Linked DNA regions of Homo sapiens: region 1 is linked to region 2. Evidence: chromatin loops called from intact Hi-C (ENCODE). Cell type or tissue: stomach. All regions are shown on one strand. Each heading gives the region's core, and the rest is flanking DNA. Links, peaks and the distances in the headings are about the cores only.

The links. Hi-C counts contacts between places; a loop is a spot of excess contacts. Peaks named below come from ENCODE experiments on the same cell type or tissue, not always from the same donor. Only the 100,000 strongest peaks of a DNase experiment are listed, where the experiment ranks them.
Region 1: a loop joins it to region 2, with 2.3 times the contacts of the local background. A loop is called at or near these places in 71 of 110 quality-filtered maps.

What each region holds. Positions count from the first base shown.
Region 1 is chr17:19,520,621-19,529,024 of GRCh38, reverse strand. No RefSeq gene overlaps it. Among named protein-coding and RNA genes, the nearest start is that of SLC47A1, 9.0 kb to the left of the region's middle. In stomach, for the core only: no CTCF peak of the experiment used is centred there; no DNase peak of the experiment used is centred there.
Region 2 is chr17:19,631,219-19,639,622 of GRCh38, reverse strand. It overlaps the pseudogene SLC47A1P2. Among named protein-coding and RNA genes, the nearest start is that of ALDH3A2, 13 kb to the left of the region's middle. In stomach, for the core only: no CTCF peak of the experiment used is centred there; no DNase peak of the experiment used is centred there.

The DNA of each region.
Region 1 (8,404 bases), core at 179-8,178, 110 kb after region 2:
CTCCCAGATTCAAGCGATTCTCCTGCTTCAGCCTCCAGAGTAGCTTGGATTACAGATGTGCGCCACCATGCCTGGCTAACTTTTTTTGTATTTTTAGTGGAGATGGGGTTTCACCATTTTGGCCAGGCTGGTGTCGAACTCCTGACCTCAAGTGATCCACCCGCCTCGGCCTCCCAAAGTGCTGGGATTACAGGTGTGAGCCACCGTGCCCGGCCCTGATTCTCTTTTTTTTTTTTTTTTTTTTGAGATTAAGTCTCACTCTTTTGCCCAAGCTGGAATGGTGAGAACTCAGCTCATTCCAACCTCCACCTCCTGGGTTCAAGCGATTCTCCTGCCTCAGTCTCCCGAGTAGCTGGGACTACAGGCATGTGCCACCACACCTGGCTAATTTTTGTATTTTTAGTAGAGACAGGGTTTCACTGTATTGACCAGGCTGGTGTCGAACTCCTGACCTCAAGTGATCCACCCGCCTCGGCCTCCCAAAGTGCTGGGATTACAGGTGTGAGCCACCGTGCCCGGCCCCGATTCTCTTTTTTTTTTTTTTTTTTTTTTTTTTTGAGATTATGTCTCACTCTTTTGCCCAAGCTGGAATGGTGAGAACTCGGCTCATTCCAACCTCCACCTCCTGGGTTCAAGCGATTCTCCTGCCTCAGTCTCCCGAGTAGCTGGGACTACAGGCATGTGCCACCACGCCTGGCTAATTTTTGTATTTTTAGTAGAGATGAGGTTTCACTATGTTGGCCAGGCTGGTCTCGAACTCCTGACCTCATGATCTGCCCGCCTCAGCCTCCCAAAGTGCTGGGATTACAGGTGTGAGCCACCGTGCCCGGCCCTCGATTCTCTTTTTATTGTAGAATTGATGGTGGTCATTGTGGCTAGTTCCCCAACATTCCTTTCACCCCAGATGGGTCATTTAGCCAGCCACAAGAATCTCATTTTCCTTCTCAGGGCCCTATGTAGGAATGGACATGCATGACCCAATTCTATTTAATGTATTTATATGTATATTAGAGACAGAGTCTCACTATGTTGCCCAAGCTCATGATCCAATTCTAGCCATGAAGCCTGAGTGAAAATCTAATGGCGTTTCTGGAAAAACTTTCCTATTTCTAACAGTCAGAGAAGAAAAAGGCCCCTATTTTCTCCTTCAGATATTGTGGCATCCGAATTTTTTTTTTTCGAGACAGAGTCTCACTCTGTTGCCCAGGCTGGAGTGTAGTGTGTGATCTTGGCTCACTGCAACCTCTGCTTCCTGGGCTCAAGAGGTCCTCCCACCTCAGTCTCCCAAATAGCTGGGACCACAGGAGCCCGTCACCACACCTGGCTAATTTTTGTATTTTTTTGTAGACACGGGGTTTCACCATGTTGCCCAGGCTGGTCTCGAACTCCTGAGCTCAAGCAATCCACCTGCCTTGGCCTCCCAAAGTGCTGGAATTACAGGCGTGAGCCACCACACCCAGTGGTATCTGAATGTTATGCCTGGAAGTGCTACAACCATAATGCTGCTGGCCCTGGGATAAAGCCAATATTGGAAAAGGGCAAAGCCAAGAGAATCACAGATATTAAATGAAGACAGAGAGGGAGAGAGAGAGGGAGGCAGAGAGAGTATAAACAGGTGATTGTAAAGGGTAAATACCTGTTTTTGGCAAGAAAGGGGAAGGCTTTTTAAAATTTAGACACACAGGGTAGTGCAGAGGCTTACGCCTGTAATCCCAACACTTTAGAAGGCTGAGGCAGGAGAATTGTTTGAGCTCAGGAGTTCAACACCAGCATGGGCAACATGTTGAAACCCCGTCTCTACAAAAAAAAAAAAAATACAAAAATTAGCTAGGTGTGGTGGCATGCGCCTGTAGTCCCAGCTACTTGGGAGGCTGAAGTGGGAGGATCACTTGAGCATGGAGGGGGGTGGAGGCTGCAGTGAGCTGTGATTGTGCCACTGCACTCCAGCCTAGATGACAGAGTGAGGCCCTGTCTCAAAAAATAAATAAATAAATTTAGATACACAGAAAGAGAGCCAACTTTTTCAGTTTTGTTAACTTTGCCCACAAATCATAAAGGAAAACGCAGAACTCAAAACTGACCAATTGGTTGAGCTACAGGAATCAAAGGCTGCTCTCCATTCCAGGGAAAGAAAAGGCCCTTTTCTAATTGAATAAATTGCACTCACACTGTATATAAACAATAAAGACAAAACTGAGGAGCCAGGAGACATTGGGATCTCCAAGATAAACACACAAACCAAAACAAGAACAACAAAAATCTACTACCAATAATCAGAATTCCTGCTCAGTCTGCTGTCTGGCAGAGTTCGCCTAATGGTCAGATCATGAAAACCTCACTGAAGGGGCCATAAGTCGCTGTATACAAATCAGAACACAAGCCAGAAACAGACCTGGCCAAGAATCAGACAGAATCTAGAAAGTAAAACAGAAACAAAGCCAGCAAACAGTTAAAAAAACACAGGAGGCGGCGCGGTGGCTCACGCCTGTAATCCCAGCACTCTGCGGGGCCGAGGCGGGCGGATCATCTGAGGTCTGGTGAAACCCCTTCTCTACTAAAAATACAAAAATTAGCTGGGCATGGTGGCGCAAGCCTGTAATCCCAGCTGCTCAGGAGGTTGAGGCAGGAGAATCGCTTGAACCCAGGAGGTGGAGGTTGCAGTGAGCCGAGATCACGCCACTGCACTCCAGCCTGGGCAACAAGAAACTGTCTCACAAAAAAAAAAAAAAAAAAAAAAAAAAAAAAAAAAAAAAAACAGATTCGTGAGAGTTAAGCTTTAAGCTTTATTGCATCATGAAATTCATCCTTGGCCGGGCGCAGTGGCTCACGCCTGTAATCCCAGCACTTTGGTTTGGGAGGCCGAGGCGGGCGGATCATGAGGTCAGGAGATCGAGACCATCCTGGCTAACACGGTGAAACCCCGTCTCTACTAAAAATACAACAGCAACAAAAAAATTACCCGGGCGCAGTGGCAGGCGCCTGTAGTCCCAGCTACTCGGGAGGCTGAGGCAGGAAAATGGCGTGAACCCAGGAGGTTGAGCTTGCAGTGAGCCGAGATCGAGCCACTGCACTCCAGCCTGGGCGACAGAGCGAGACTCTGTCTCAAAAAAAAAAAAAAAAAAAAAAGGAAATGCATCCTTATTGGGAGGATCAAAGGATAAAATGAGTGTAAAAGTACACTATGACTCCTTTTTTTTGAGACAGGGTTTCACTCTGTCACCCAGGCTGGAGTGCAGTGGCATGATTTTGGCTCACTGCAGCCTCAACCTCCTAGGCTCAAGTGATCCTCCCACTTCAGCCTCCTTAGTAAGGATTACAGGCACTCACCACCATGCCTGGCTAATTTTTTTATTTTTTATAGAGATAGGGTCTACCTGTGTTGCCCAGGCGAGCCTCAAACTCCTGAGCTCAAGTGATCCTCCAGCCTCCGTTTGCCAGAGTGTTGGGATTACCGACATGAGCAGCCATGCCTGCCTGTGAACCCTATTGAGGAATGCAAATATAAGCCATCACTATTAACGTCATCATCTCCAAGTTATAGGAGCTTTAGAAATTATCTAGGTTCGGCAGGGCGCGGTGGCTCACACCTGTAATCCCAGCACTTTGGGAGGCTGAGGCAGGCAGATCACCTGAGGTAAGGAGTTCAAGACCAGCCTGACCAACATGGCAAAACCCCGTCTCTACTAAAAATACAAAAAAATTAGCCAGGCGTGGTGGCGGGCGCCTGTAGTCCCAGCTACTGGGGAGGCCGAGGCAGGAGAATGGTGTGAACCTGGGAGGTGGAGCTTGCAGTAAGCCGAGATCGCGCCACTGCACTCCAGCCTGGACGACAGAGTGAACAGAGCGAGACCCCGTCTCAAAAAAAAAAGAAAGAAAATGATCTAGGTTCATCTGTGCACCTGGACAAACCGCCCCGGAAGCTCCAGTAGATCAGTGCCTCCAGGCTTTCTGGGTGGACCCTTCCCAGTGGGAGAAAAAGCCAGAAGCAGATGCATTTTAAACAAGGGAAGAATGTTATCTGCAGAACAATTGCATGGTCAGACTTCAGGGAATGGATTTCCAAATCAGAAGACACTACAGGTTTTTGAAGAAAAAAAAAGACAAGATTACCAAAGTTACTGTCTGTTAATGATATGAAAAAAAGAAAAAACAGCGAAAATTTCACATGAAAATCATATCCATAAAGGTCATAACACATCTTCAGATATTAGCATTACAAAAATCAGAGAGAAGAATTTCAGGTCAGGGAGTCAACAACTTCCAGGAACAACTCAAGTTTCACTGATTTGGGATACTAGGACTTGACAGAGTAACCCTGGTTTTTTTGGTTTGGTCTGATTTATCTCAGAGCCCAGTGTTTGGTTTGTAATTTTTTCCTAACTGTGGGATGTGATGCCTGCACTTAGCCATCACCATAGCGGTTCAAAGCGTCAGGTTTTGGGGGGTTTTTTTTGTTTATTTTTGTTTTGAAACAGAGTCTCTGTTGTCCAGGCTCGGAGTGCAGTGGCAAGATCTTGGCTCACTGCAACCTCTGCCTCCTGGATTCAAGAGATTCTCATGCCTCAGTCTCCCAAGTAGCTGGGACTACAGGCACACGCCACCACGCTTGGGTAATTTTTGTATTTTTAATAGAGACAGGGTTTCACCATGTTGGCCAGACTGGTCTCAAACTCCTGACCTCAAATGACCTGCCCACCTCTGCCTTCCAAAGTGCTAGGATTACAGGCGTGAGCCACGGTGGCCAGTCTGTTTCTTGTTGGTGGTGGTGGTTTTTGTTTTGTTTTGTTTCTCGAGACAGCATCTTGCTCTGTCGCCCACGCTGGAGTGCAGTGGTACTATCATGGCTCACTGCAACCTTTACCTCCCTGGCTCAAGTGATCCTCCCGCTTTAGCCTCCCAAGTGGCTGGGACTACAGGCTCATGCCACCACGCCCAGCTAATTTGTTGTTGTTGGTAGAGATGGAGTTTTGCCATGTTGCCCAGGGTGGTCTTAACTCCTGCGCTGAAGCAATCCTCCCGTCTTGGCCTCTCAAAGTGCCGGGATTACAGGCATGAACCACTGAGCCTGGTCATGAATTTAAATCTTATATGATTCCTCCTCTTTGAAACTTGATAACCATGTGGCAAACATTCCTAAACACGTGGTTGCCTCTCGGGGAACACATAAACAATGAAAAGTGGCAAAATCAAGATAATTCCAATACACATGTACGAGAAATTCTAACAACCCGGATTGGATGTCCCCAAGTTGCCCAACCTGCTAAGGTCACCCTATCATCTAAAATCAAAATTAAAATGGTCGAACCGAACCCCAGCTTACCTGTAGTGGGAAACCCAACACCCTTCCCCGTAATATCTCCAAAAGAGGCTTGTGGTGGTGGGTTAGACAAGGGGCAGTGGTGATTGGTTTAGGCAAATCAGGATCAATCCCTTGAAACTTAGATATGCTTAAGTATGCATAAGTGAAATGAATGACAGCAACCATAGAAAGGAATGAGAGGGAGGAATTAGGATTATTTTGTTATTATAAAGCACTTGTATTACCTGTGAAGTGACACATTGTTATTTGGAAGTGGACTTGAATTAATTGTAAATGTATATTGCAAACTTTTGGGGAACCACTAAGAAAAAGTTTTTAAAAAAGAAAAAGAAACACAGGCTAGGCAAGGTGGCCCACGCCTGTAATCCCAGCAATTTGGGAGCTGAGGTGGGAGGATTGCTTAAGCCTCGGAGTTCAAAACCAGCCTGGGCAACGTAGCAAGATCCCATCTCTATTAAAATAATAATAATAATAATAATAAAATAAAGCTATTTTAAATATAAAGACATCTAGATTAAAGGCAAAGGGATGCAGAAAGATATATTATGCTAACGCTTATCAACAGAAAGCAAGGGTTAGCTATACTGACTTTAGACAGAACAGATTTCAGAGCAAAGAAAGGGATATCTTTATAAGGGTATTACACAATGGTAAAGGGGTTAATGCATAGCAATTTTTTTTTTTTTTTTGAGACAGGGTCTTGCTCTCTTTGTGTCACCCAGGCTGGAGTGCAGTAGTGTGATCTCGGCTCACTGCAACCTCCTCAAGTGGTCCTCTCACCTTAGCCTCCCGAGTAGCTGGGACTATAGGCACATGCCACCATGCTTGGCTAATTTTTGTATTTTTTTGCAGAGACAGGGTTTTGCCATGTTGCCAAGGCTGGTCTCAAACTCCTGGACTCATGCAATCTGCCCACCTCGGCCTCCCAAAGTGCTTCACCTGGCCCCATAGCAATCCTTAATGTGTGAAGCAAAAACTGATAGAACTACAAGGAGAAATACATGAATCCACTATTATTGGTTGAAGATTTCAACACCCCTCTATCAAAAATGAACAGATCTAGCGAGCAGAAACTCAGTAACTCAGTAGCACCACCAGTCAAGCAGATATATAAGTATTTGTAGGCTGCTTCATCCAGCAACGGCAGAATATACATTCTTCTCAAGGTAGCATGGAACATCCATGAGATAGGCCATTTTCTGGGCCATAAAACACACCTTAACAAATTCAAAAGAATAGAAACCACACAGACCAGGCATGGTGGCTCACACCTATAATCCCAGCACTTTGGGAGGCCCAGGCGGGTGGATCACCTGAGGTTGGGAGTTCGAGACCAGCCTGACCAACATGGAGAAACACTGTCTCTACTAAAAATACAAAATTAGCTGGGCATAGTTGCTCATGTCTGTAGTCCCAGCTACTCGGGAGGCTGAAGCAGGAGAATCACTTGAACCTGGGAGGCGGAGGTTGCGGTGAGCCAAGGTCAAGCCATTGCACTCCAGCCTGGGCAACAAGAGCGAAACTCTGTCTCAAAGAAAAAAAAAAAAGTTAAAGGAAGTGAGGTAAAGTGCACAGGGCTTCAGAAGAACATTTTGGGCCGGGCACGATGGCTCATGCCTGTAATCCCAGCACTTTGGGAGGCCCAAGTGGATGGATCACCTGAGATTGGGAGTTCGAGACCAGCCTGACCAACACGGAGAAACCCTGTCTCTACTAAAAATACAAAATTTAGCCGGGTGTGGTGGTGCATGCCTATAATCCCAGCTACTCAGGAGGCTGAGGCAGGAGAATCGCTTGAACCAGGGAGGCAGAGGTTGCAGCAAGCCAAGGTCGCGCCATTGTACTCCAGCGAAACTATGTCTCAAAAAAAATAAATAAAAGAAAGAAAAGAAAAAGAAAAAGAAACCACACAAAGTATGTTGTCAGGACACAATAAAATTAAACTAGAAATCAATAACAGAAAGCTAGCTGGAAAAAGCCCAAAATATCTGGAGATTAAACAACACATTTCTTTTTTGAGACAGTTTCACTCTTGTTGCCCAGGGTGGAGTGCAATGGCGCAATCTCGGCTCACTGCAACCTTCGCCTTCCGGTTTCAAGCGATTCTCCTGCCTCAGCCTCTCAAGTAGCTGGGATTACAGGAATGCGTCACCATACTCAGCTAAGTTTTTGTATTTAGTAGAAACGGGGTTTCACCGTGTTGGTCAGACTGGTCTTGAACTCCTGACCTCAGGAAATCCACCCGCCTCAGCCTCCCAAAGTGCTGGGATTACAGGTGTGAGCCACTGCGCCGGCCAACAACACGCTTTTGAGTAACACATGGGCCAAAGAAGAAATCCCAAGAAAAGTTTTAAAACATGTTGGTCATGAATTTAAATCTTATGAAAATGAAAATACAAACTATCAGAATTTGTGGGATGCAGAATTAAAAAATAGTGCTTAGGGGGATATTTCTAGCATTGACTGCATCTATGAGAAAAGAGAAAGATCTAAAATCAATCATCTAAGCTTCTACCATAGGAAACAAGAAAAAGAAGAGCAAATTAAATCCAAAGCAAACAAAAGAAAAGAAAAAAAGAAATTAGAGCAGAAGCCAATAGAATTGGAAATAGGAAATCAATAGAGAAAAACCAACAAAACCAAAAGCTGGTTCTTTGAAAAGAAAAATCATTGTGGTTCTGTGAGCACAGAATAGGAGCAGAATGGGTGTAAAGCAGGCAACCAAGAGTGAGCGTCTGACATGTATGCTCAGCAGAAGTCCATATCCTTGTCCAAGATGTCAAAGAAATCTCTTGATACATCTCTGGGCTTGAAGCACTGCCCTACAAGGTGCCCCCATGTACACCCCGACAGAGGACGCCCCTCCGCCCCACCCAGCTCACACCTAGTCATATGCAGATGTAAGACCCTGAGATTTTAAGCCCAAATGGGCAAAACATGTGGCCACATCTTTTTTATGACTTTTTGTTCAAAACATGTGGCCACATTTTAAGGGGGCCTGCCCCTCCACACCCCTGGGTACTTCTCGCAAGGTGGAGACAAGAGAGTGGGAAAAGAAATAAGACACAGAGACAAAATATAGAG
Region 2 (8,404 bases), core at 136-8,135:
TTTAAAATTTTTTGTACAGACAGGGTCTCACCATTTTGCCCAGGCTGGTCTCAAACTCCTGAGCTCAAGGGATCCTCCTGCCTCCATCTCCCAAAGTGCTGAGATTATAGGCAAGAGCCACAACACCACCAGCCCTAGCACAATGTTTTTAAGGTTCATCCATGCTATAGCATATATCAGAGTTTCATTTCTTTTTAAGATTGATTAATATTCCATTGTAAGTATACCACATTTTGTTTATCCATTTACAAAATGGACATTTGGGTTGATTCTACCTTTTGGCTATTGTGAGTAATGCTGCTGTGAACACTGGTGTACAAATATCTGTTTGAGTCCCTGCAGCATATCATAATTCTATATTTGTTAAAGATCTCACATACTATTTTCTATAGTGGTTGCACCATTTTATGTTCCCATCAGCAATGTACAATAGTTCCAATTTCTCCACATTCTCACCAAAACTTGCTTTCTGTTTTCTTTCTGTAATGACCCCTATAATAGGTATAAAGTAATATCTCATTGTGGTTTGGATTTGCATTTCCCTAATGACTAGTGATGCAGAGAGAATATTTTCATGCCCTGGTTAGCTATGTATCTTCTCTGGAGAAATGTCTGTTCAAGTCCTATGCCTAGTTTTTTTGTTTTTTGTTTTTGAGACAGAGTCTCGCTCTGTCACCCAGGCTGGAGTGCAGTGGCGTGATCTTGGCTCACTGCAACCTCCGCCTCCCAGGTTTAAGTGATTCTCCTGCCTCAGCCTCCTGAGTAGCTGAGATTACAGGTGGCTGCCACCATGCCCAGCTAATTTTTGTGTTTTTAGTAGAGATGGGGTTTCACCATGTTGGCCAGGCTGGTCTTGAACTCCTGACCTCAAGTGATCCACCTGCCTCGGCCTCCCAAAGTACTGGGATTACAGGTGTGAGCCACCATCCCCAGCCATATGCCTAGTTTTGAATTAGGCTGTTTGTATATTTTGTTCTTGTGAGTTGTTAAGAATTTATGTCCGAACATAAATCCCTTATCAGATATATACTATGCAAATACCTTTTCCCATTCAGAAGGTTACCTGTTTATATTATTAATAGTGTCCTTTTATGCACAAAAGTTTCTAATTTTTATGAAGTCCTGTTTATCTATTTTGTTGTTGTTGCTTGTGCATATCCAAGTAATCGCTGCCAAATCCAGATTTCCCCTTATGTTTTCTTCTGGCAGGCTTAGTGTTTGGTCTTATGTTTAGGTCTTTGATCACTTTTTTTTTTTTTTTTTGAGATAGGGTCTCACTCAGTCACCCTGGAGTACAGTGGTGCAATCAGAACTCACTGCAGCCTTCACCTCCCAGGCTCAGGTGATCCTCCCACCTCAGCCTCCTGAGTAGCTGGGACTACAGGCACACATCACCACACCTTTTGTGTGTGTGTGTGTGTGTGTGTGTGTGTGTGTGTGTGTGTGTGTGTGTATTTTTTGTAGAGACAGGGTTTTGCCATATTGCTCAGGCTGGTCTTGAACTCCTGGGCTCAAGCAATCAGCCCATCTTGACCTTCCGAAGTGCTGGGATTATAGGTGTGAGTCACTGTACCCAGACTGACCACTTTTGAGCTAATATTTATATATCGTAAATAGGGGATCAACTTCATTCTTTTCTATGTGGATATCCAGTTTTCCCAGCACAATTTGATGAAAAGACTTTCCTTTTCCCATTGAATGGTATTGGCACCCTTGTTTAAGTCATTTGACCATATATGCAAGGGTTCATTTCTGCATTCCCAATTCTGTCCATAGGCATGTCTTTATGCCAATACCACACTGTGATTATGTAGCTTTGTAGTTTGTTTTGGAATCAAGCAATCTGAGTCCTTTCACTTTGTTCTTCTTTGTCAGACATTTTTGGCTATTTGGGTCCATTGAGATTCCATATGTGTTTTAGGGTGGATTTTTCTATTTCTGCAATATGTCTTAGGGATTTTGATAGAGATTGCATTGAATCTTTAAATCACTTTTGGTAATATTGTTATCTTAACAGTATTAAGTCTTCATATGCATGAGTATGGATTGTCTTTCCGTTTATTTATGTCTTCTTTAATTTCTTTCAATTATGTTTTATAGTTTTTCGTGTACAAGTCTATTGCCTCCATGGTAAATTTATTCCTATGCATTTGATTCTTTTTGATGCTATTAAAAATGTAATTGTTTTCTTAATTTCTTTTTGGGATCATTCATTGCTAGTGTATAGAAATGCAACTCATTTTGTGTGTTGTGATTTGCATCCTGTGACTTCTGAATTTGTTAATTGAGTCTAATGGTTTTGTGGAATGTTAAGGGTTTTATACATATAAGATCATGTTATTTTTGAACACAGGTAATTTTACTCCTTCCTTTCCAATGTAAATGCCTTTTATTCTTTTTGTTGCCTAATTGCACCATCTTAAACTTTCAATAGTATTGTGAATAGAAGTGGGGAAAACAGACATTTTTGTCTTGTTCCTGATCTTAGGGGACAATCTTTTAGTCTTTCACCATTGAGTATGATCTTAGCTGGAGGTTTGTCATATATGGCTTTTATCATTTTGAGGAGCTTTCCTTCTATTCTCACTTTATTAAGTGTTTTTTTTTTTTTCAAAGAAAAGGTGTCATTATTGGTATAGTGAGATTAGTATCTGTATATGTTACCTTTTCTATTTTTTTGTTTTTTGTTTTTTGTTTTTTTGAGACGGAGTCTCACTTTGTTGCCCAGGCTGGAGTACAGTGGCGCGATCTCAGCTCACTGCAAGCTCCGCCTCCCGAGTTCACGCCATTCTCCTGCCTCAGCCTCCCAAGTAGCTGGGACTACAGGCGCCTGCCACCACGCCTGGCTAATTTTTTGTATTTTTAGTAGAGACGGGGTTTCACCTTGTTAGCCAGGATGGTCTCTATCTCCTGACCTCGTGATCTGCCCACCTCGGCCTCCCAAAGTGCTGGGATTACAGGTGTGAGCCACCACGCCCTGCCCACCTTTTCTCTTTGTTGTCCTTGTTACTTTTTTTCTTCCATTGTGGTTTTAACTGAGCATTTTATGAGATGCTATTTTCTTTCTTCTCTTAGCATATTGATTATATTACTTTTTAAAAACTTTTTCATTAGTTGTCCTGGAGTTTGCAATATGCATTTACAACTAACCTAATTCCACTTTTGAATAACACTATTCTTCTTCATGGGTAATGCAAGTGCCTTAGAATATTCTCAGTTCCTCCCTCTTGACCCTTATAACACTGTTGTCATTCATTTTAGCTATGCACAAGCTGTAATAACCAAATACATTGTTGCTATTATTTTCATATATTTTTTATCAATTAAAAATAAGAAGGATAAAATATTTTACCTTCATTTATTCCTTTTCTAGTACATAATTCCTTTCTTTATGTGTATCTGAGTTTCTGAAGTATTTCAGAAAATAGGCTTGGCATTATTAGTAGTATGTGATCTCTAGTAATCACAATGAGACACCACTTCCCACCCACTAGTATGATATAACTAAAATCAAAAAGAAAATCACAAGTGTTAGCAAGGATGTGGAGAAACTGGAAACCTCATACACTGCTGGTGGCAATGAAGAATGGTGCAGCCACCATGGGAAACATTTTGGCAGTTCCTCAAAAAAAATAGAATTATCCGCCTGTAATCCCAGCACTTTGGGAGGCCGAGGCAGGCGGATCATGAGGTCAGGAGATTGAGACCATCCTGGCTAACATGGTGAAACCCTGTCTCTACTAAAGATACAAAAAATTAGCCAGGCATCGTGGCGGGTGCCTGTAGTCCCAGCTACTCAGGAGGCTGAGGCAGAAGAATGGCGTGAACCCAGGAGGCAGAGCTTGCAGTGAGCCAAGATCGCGCCACTGCACTCCAGCCTGGGCAACAGAGCAAGACTCCATCTCAAAAAAAAAAAAAAGAAAGAAAGAAAAAAAATAGAATTATCATATAACCCAGTAATTCCACTCCTAGGTATAGACTCAAAAGAAGCGAAAACAGGTGTTCAAACAAAAACTTGTACACGAGTATTTACTACAGCATTATTCACAATTGCCAAAACATAGAAACAATCTAAAAGTCCATCAACTGATTAATAAACACCAGGTGGCATATCACACAATAAACTATTCAGCCAGAAAAAGGAATCAAGTTTTGAGAGACATGCTACAACATAGAGGAATCGCGGGCCAGGCATGGTGGCTCATGCCTGTAATCCCAGCACTTTGGGAGGCCGAGGTGGGTGGATCACGAGGCCAGGAGTTCAAGACCAGCCTAACCAACATGGTGAAACCCCGTCTCTACTAAAAATACAAAAATGAGCCGGGCATGGTGGCACGCACCTGTAGTCCCAGCTACTCAGGAGGCTGAGGCAGGAGAATTGCTTGAACCTGGGAAGTGGAGGTTGCAGTGAGCTGAGATCGTGCTACTGCACTCCAGCCTGGGTGACAGAATGAGACTCTGTTTCAAAAAAAAAAATAGAGGAATTGCAAAACCATCATGCATGCCAAGTTCAAAAAGCCAGACTCAAAAGGTCACATGTTCTATGATTCCTTCATTATGAAACATCCAAAATAGGTAAATCCACAGGCACAGACAGCAGATTAGTGGTTGCCAGGAACTCAGGGAGAGGGGTATGGGGAGTGAGAGGTTAATAATCTGAGTTTCCTTTTTGGTATGATAAAAATGTTTTGGAAGGGTTAATTTTATGTTATATGAATTTTACTTCAATAAAATCTAGGGCCAGTCACAGTGGCTCACGCCTGTAATCCCAGCACTTTGGGAGACCAAGGCAGGAGGATCTCTTGAGCTCGGAAGTTCAAGACCACCATAGGAAACATAGCGAGATTTCATCTCTACTAAAACTAAAAAAAAAAATTAGCCAGAAGTGGTGGCACACGCCTGTAGTCCCAGCTACATGGGAGGTTGAGGTGGGAGGATCGCTTCAGCCCAGGAGATCAAAGCTACAGTAGCTGTGATCATGCCACTGCTTGAGCCAGGGAGACAGAGCCAGATCCTGTCTCTAAATACATACATACATACATACATACGTACATACATAATCTTCTGGAAAAAAAACTTTTTTTTGGAGTGCAGTGGTGTGATCAGAGCTCACTGTAGCCTCGAACTCCTGGGCTCAAGTGATCTTCCCACCTCAGATCCTGAGTAGCTGGGACTACAGACGTGTGGTTTTGTTGTAGAGATGGGGTTTTGCCATGTTACCAAGGTTGGTCTTGAACTCCTAGGCTCAAGCCATCCACCTGCCTCAGCCTCCCAAAGTGCCGGGATTAGAAGTGTGTACCACCATACCTGACTGAATGTTTTATTCTATAGCATCCTATTCTATATCATAGTTGAAATATTTTGCGTTACCTCTTTGAAGATGTAAGTTTTCTCCCTATAATGCCTATTTTTTTTCTGGTTGCTTTCTCCTATAATTGGATTTTCACAAATAATCTGATAATACTGGGTTGCTTGTTAACACTCAAGAGAGGGAGACAAATAAGCTAAGGGAAGCACTGGTGACATTGGGTGCTTTCCACTGTGGGCTCCTCTCCTGGGAATCTGGTGGGCTTTGTGTGAGAGAATACCCAATATTCAGATTTTTTTAAGGATTTTCTTTTTGGGCTGGTCTAATTTCCTATAAAAGACTAAAACTCTTTTGCTTTGAGGATGAGGCCACCATAGCTGCCAGCATTCTGGGAGCTGAGTAGCAGAAGAGAACACAGCTCTTTATTTTCTACTTTATTTTCTACTTTAAATGAAAGTTGCCACAAAATTAATTAAAAGGCAAAAATGCTAAAAGTTAATCTTTTGTATTGACTGTATAGCTCCAAATATTGTCAGCATACATTGTAAATTTTAAGAGGTTCCATTTTATAAAAGCTTATATGGCAATACCTGAGATAGGACTTGAACAAGCACTTAATATACACTCACTGACAAGATTAAGTACATTCATAGAGAAATACAAAGAAAATAGATCAGCAATAATATTTTACAGGACTATGAACCACTCCCCAGGAGAAGAAAGATGTTTGAAATAAGAAAGAGTAAGTAACCTTTACATCAAGGAAAATCTAATTTGTATATTTAGAAACCATGATAAAATTAACAGGGAAAACTTTACTTAAAATTATAGCCCCTTTCTTGATCTCCAATAGGATAGTGCAATTCCTTGGAATAACCAAGGAAACATCCCTGATATTCTTTCCATCCACAGTTAAGAGTAAAAACTGTCCAAATAACAAGGTCACCTTTCATACTTAACATATGGCATATAATTATCATTTCTAGTTTGTAGAATGGTGGTAATTCTACCATTTTAGCCATGGTCATTGAAAACTCTTAATGAAAATTCCTGCTGAAAGGAAAGTGACAGCAAGAGCTAAAGCCATTCCATGATAGAATATCAGCTGCCTCACTGTCAGGACCTCTCCAGCGGTGGACATTGCATACTGGGTGTTTTCTTCTGGTCTCATCAGTCGAGGGGTCTGGCTCTCTGGTCTGATGATATCAGGCAAAATGATTCCATCAGTTACTTCTCTTCCCAAGATAGGTAGATCTGTTTGCAGAGAATAGTGGGGTATTCACTTATGTCCAGTAAAGGCATATTATGTCAAGTAAAGGCATATTATGAAGTTTACCTAAGAATACGTTATAAACAATAACCCTCAGTTATCAGTTAGTATATGTGAAATTACATTTAAAAATATTTCATAGGAGAACCCACAGGTGATCTCACCAATTACTAGGGCTGAGACAAGTTTTATTGAGCAAGAGAGCAGGATCTTGCAAACTGAGCAACTCTGGCTACACTGTTTCAGTTTTCGTACCTCAGACATTGAATATACTAGAGAATGGCCTCTGTTACCTGAGGAGGTAGGCATGGTCTCTTTATTCCCTTTTAGTCCAGCTTGAACCTGTGCCTAGAAACAAGTGTCACATGAGTAAATGCAGAGTAAGTTTAATCACGCTAGTAGTTGTTTGCTAAAACTTTGACTTAAAGCCATTGTGGGCTGGGCGCAATGGCTCACACCTGTAATCCCAGCACTTTGGAAGGTTGAGGTGGGCGGATCACCTGAGGCCAGGAGTTTAAGAACAGCCTGGCCAACATGGCAAAACCCCATGTCTACTAAAAATGCAAAAAATTAGCCAGGCGTGGTGGTGGGCTAATCCCAGCTACTCAGGAGTCTATGGCAGGAGAATAATTTGAATCCAGGAAGTGGGGGTCGCAGTGAGCCAAGATTGCACCATTCCACTGCAGTCTGAGTGACAGAGTGAGACTCTGTCTCGAAAAATAAATAAAGCTACTATGAAACCTACTGCTAATGGGTTACAGTATCTAGCACAGTCTGTCTTGGTCCTGGATGTGCCATAAAGCAAGAGAACAACACCAGAAAAACACAGACTCAGTTCACAACAATAATATAAAAAGCTGCTGTTGCTGGAGCGGCAAGTTTAACATATCATTTGCACTTGTGCCCTTCAGTGCTCCGAAACACAGATAGAAGGAAGAAGGTCTGAAGGTCAATGGTATTGTGATCTAATGGGTAGTTTATGGCCCATCTTAATCTCCTATAAAGTTTAGTCCCTGAATAAATCAAACAGAAGATAGGAAAGATACAATGCATCATAGTTAGGCAAATCTAAAGCATAAAGGTGGTCAAAGCTTAGACAGTGATGGTTGACATGCCTAAACTCATCTTGTTTCCTTATTAATAATCCCTAAGCCAACCACCCATCTCTTTTTTTAAAAAAGTATTATTATTATTTTTAGTAGAGATGGCTTCTTGCTATGTTGCCCAGGCTAGTCTTGAACTCCTGGCCTCAAGTCATCCTCCTGCCTCAGCCTCCTAAAGTGCTGGGATTACAGGTGTGAGCCACTGTACCCAACCACCCATCTCATCTCAAGCCTCAAACAATAAAAACTGCTTGGCCAGGCATGGTGGCTCACGCCTGTAATCCCAGCACTTTGGGAGGCTAAGGTGGGTGGATCATGAGGTCAGGAGTTCGAGACCAGCCTGGCCAACAAAGTGAACCCCCCCAACCCACGACCGTCTCTAGTAAAAATACAAAAAATTAGCCGGGCGTGGTGGCACGTGCCTGTAATCCCAGTTATTTGGGAGTCTGAGACAGGAGAATCGCTTGAACCCAGGAAGCAGTGGTTGCAGTGAGCTGAGATCGCGCCATTGCACTCCAGCCTGGGCAACAGAGCGAGATTCCGTCTCGAGAAAAAAACAAACAAAAAAATGGCTCCCAGTTCAGCATGTAGATGCTCACATCAGTGAAGATGCAGACTCTATCCACATGTTGTTGTTCTGCCCCCAAAGTACTTCCCACAGATCACAGATACTTAACATAGTGCTTTTATGAAACTATGGACAAAATAGAAAGAGGCATAAAG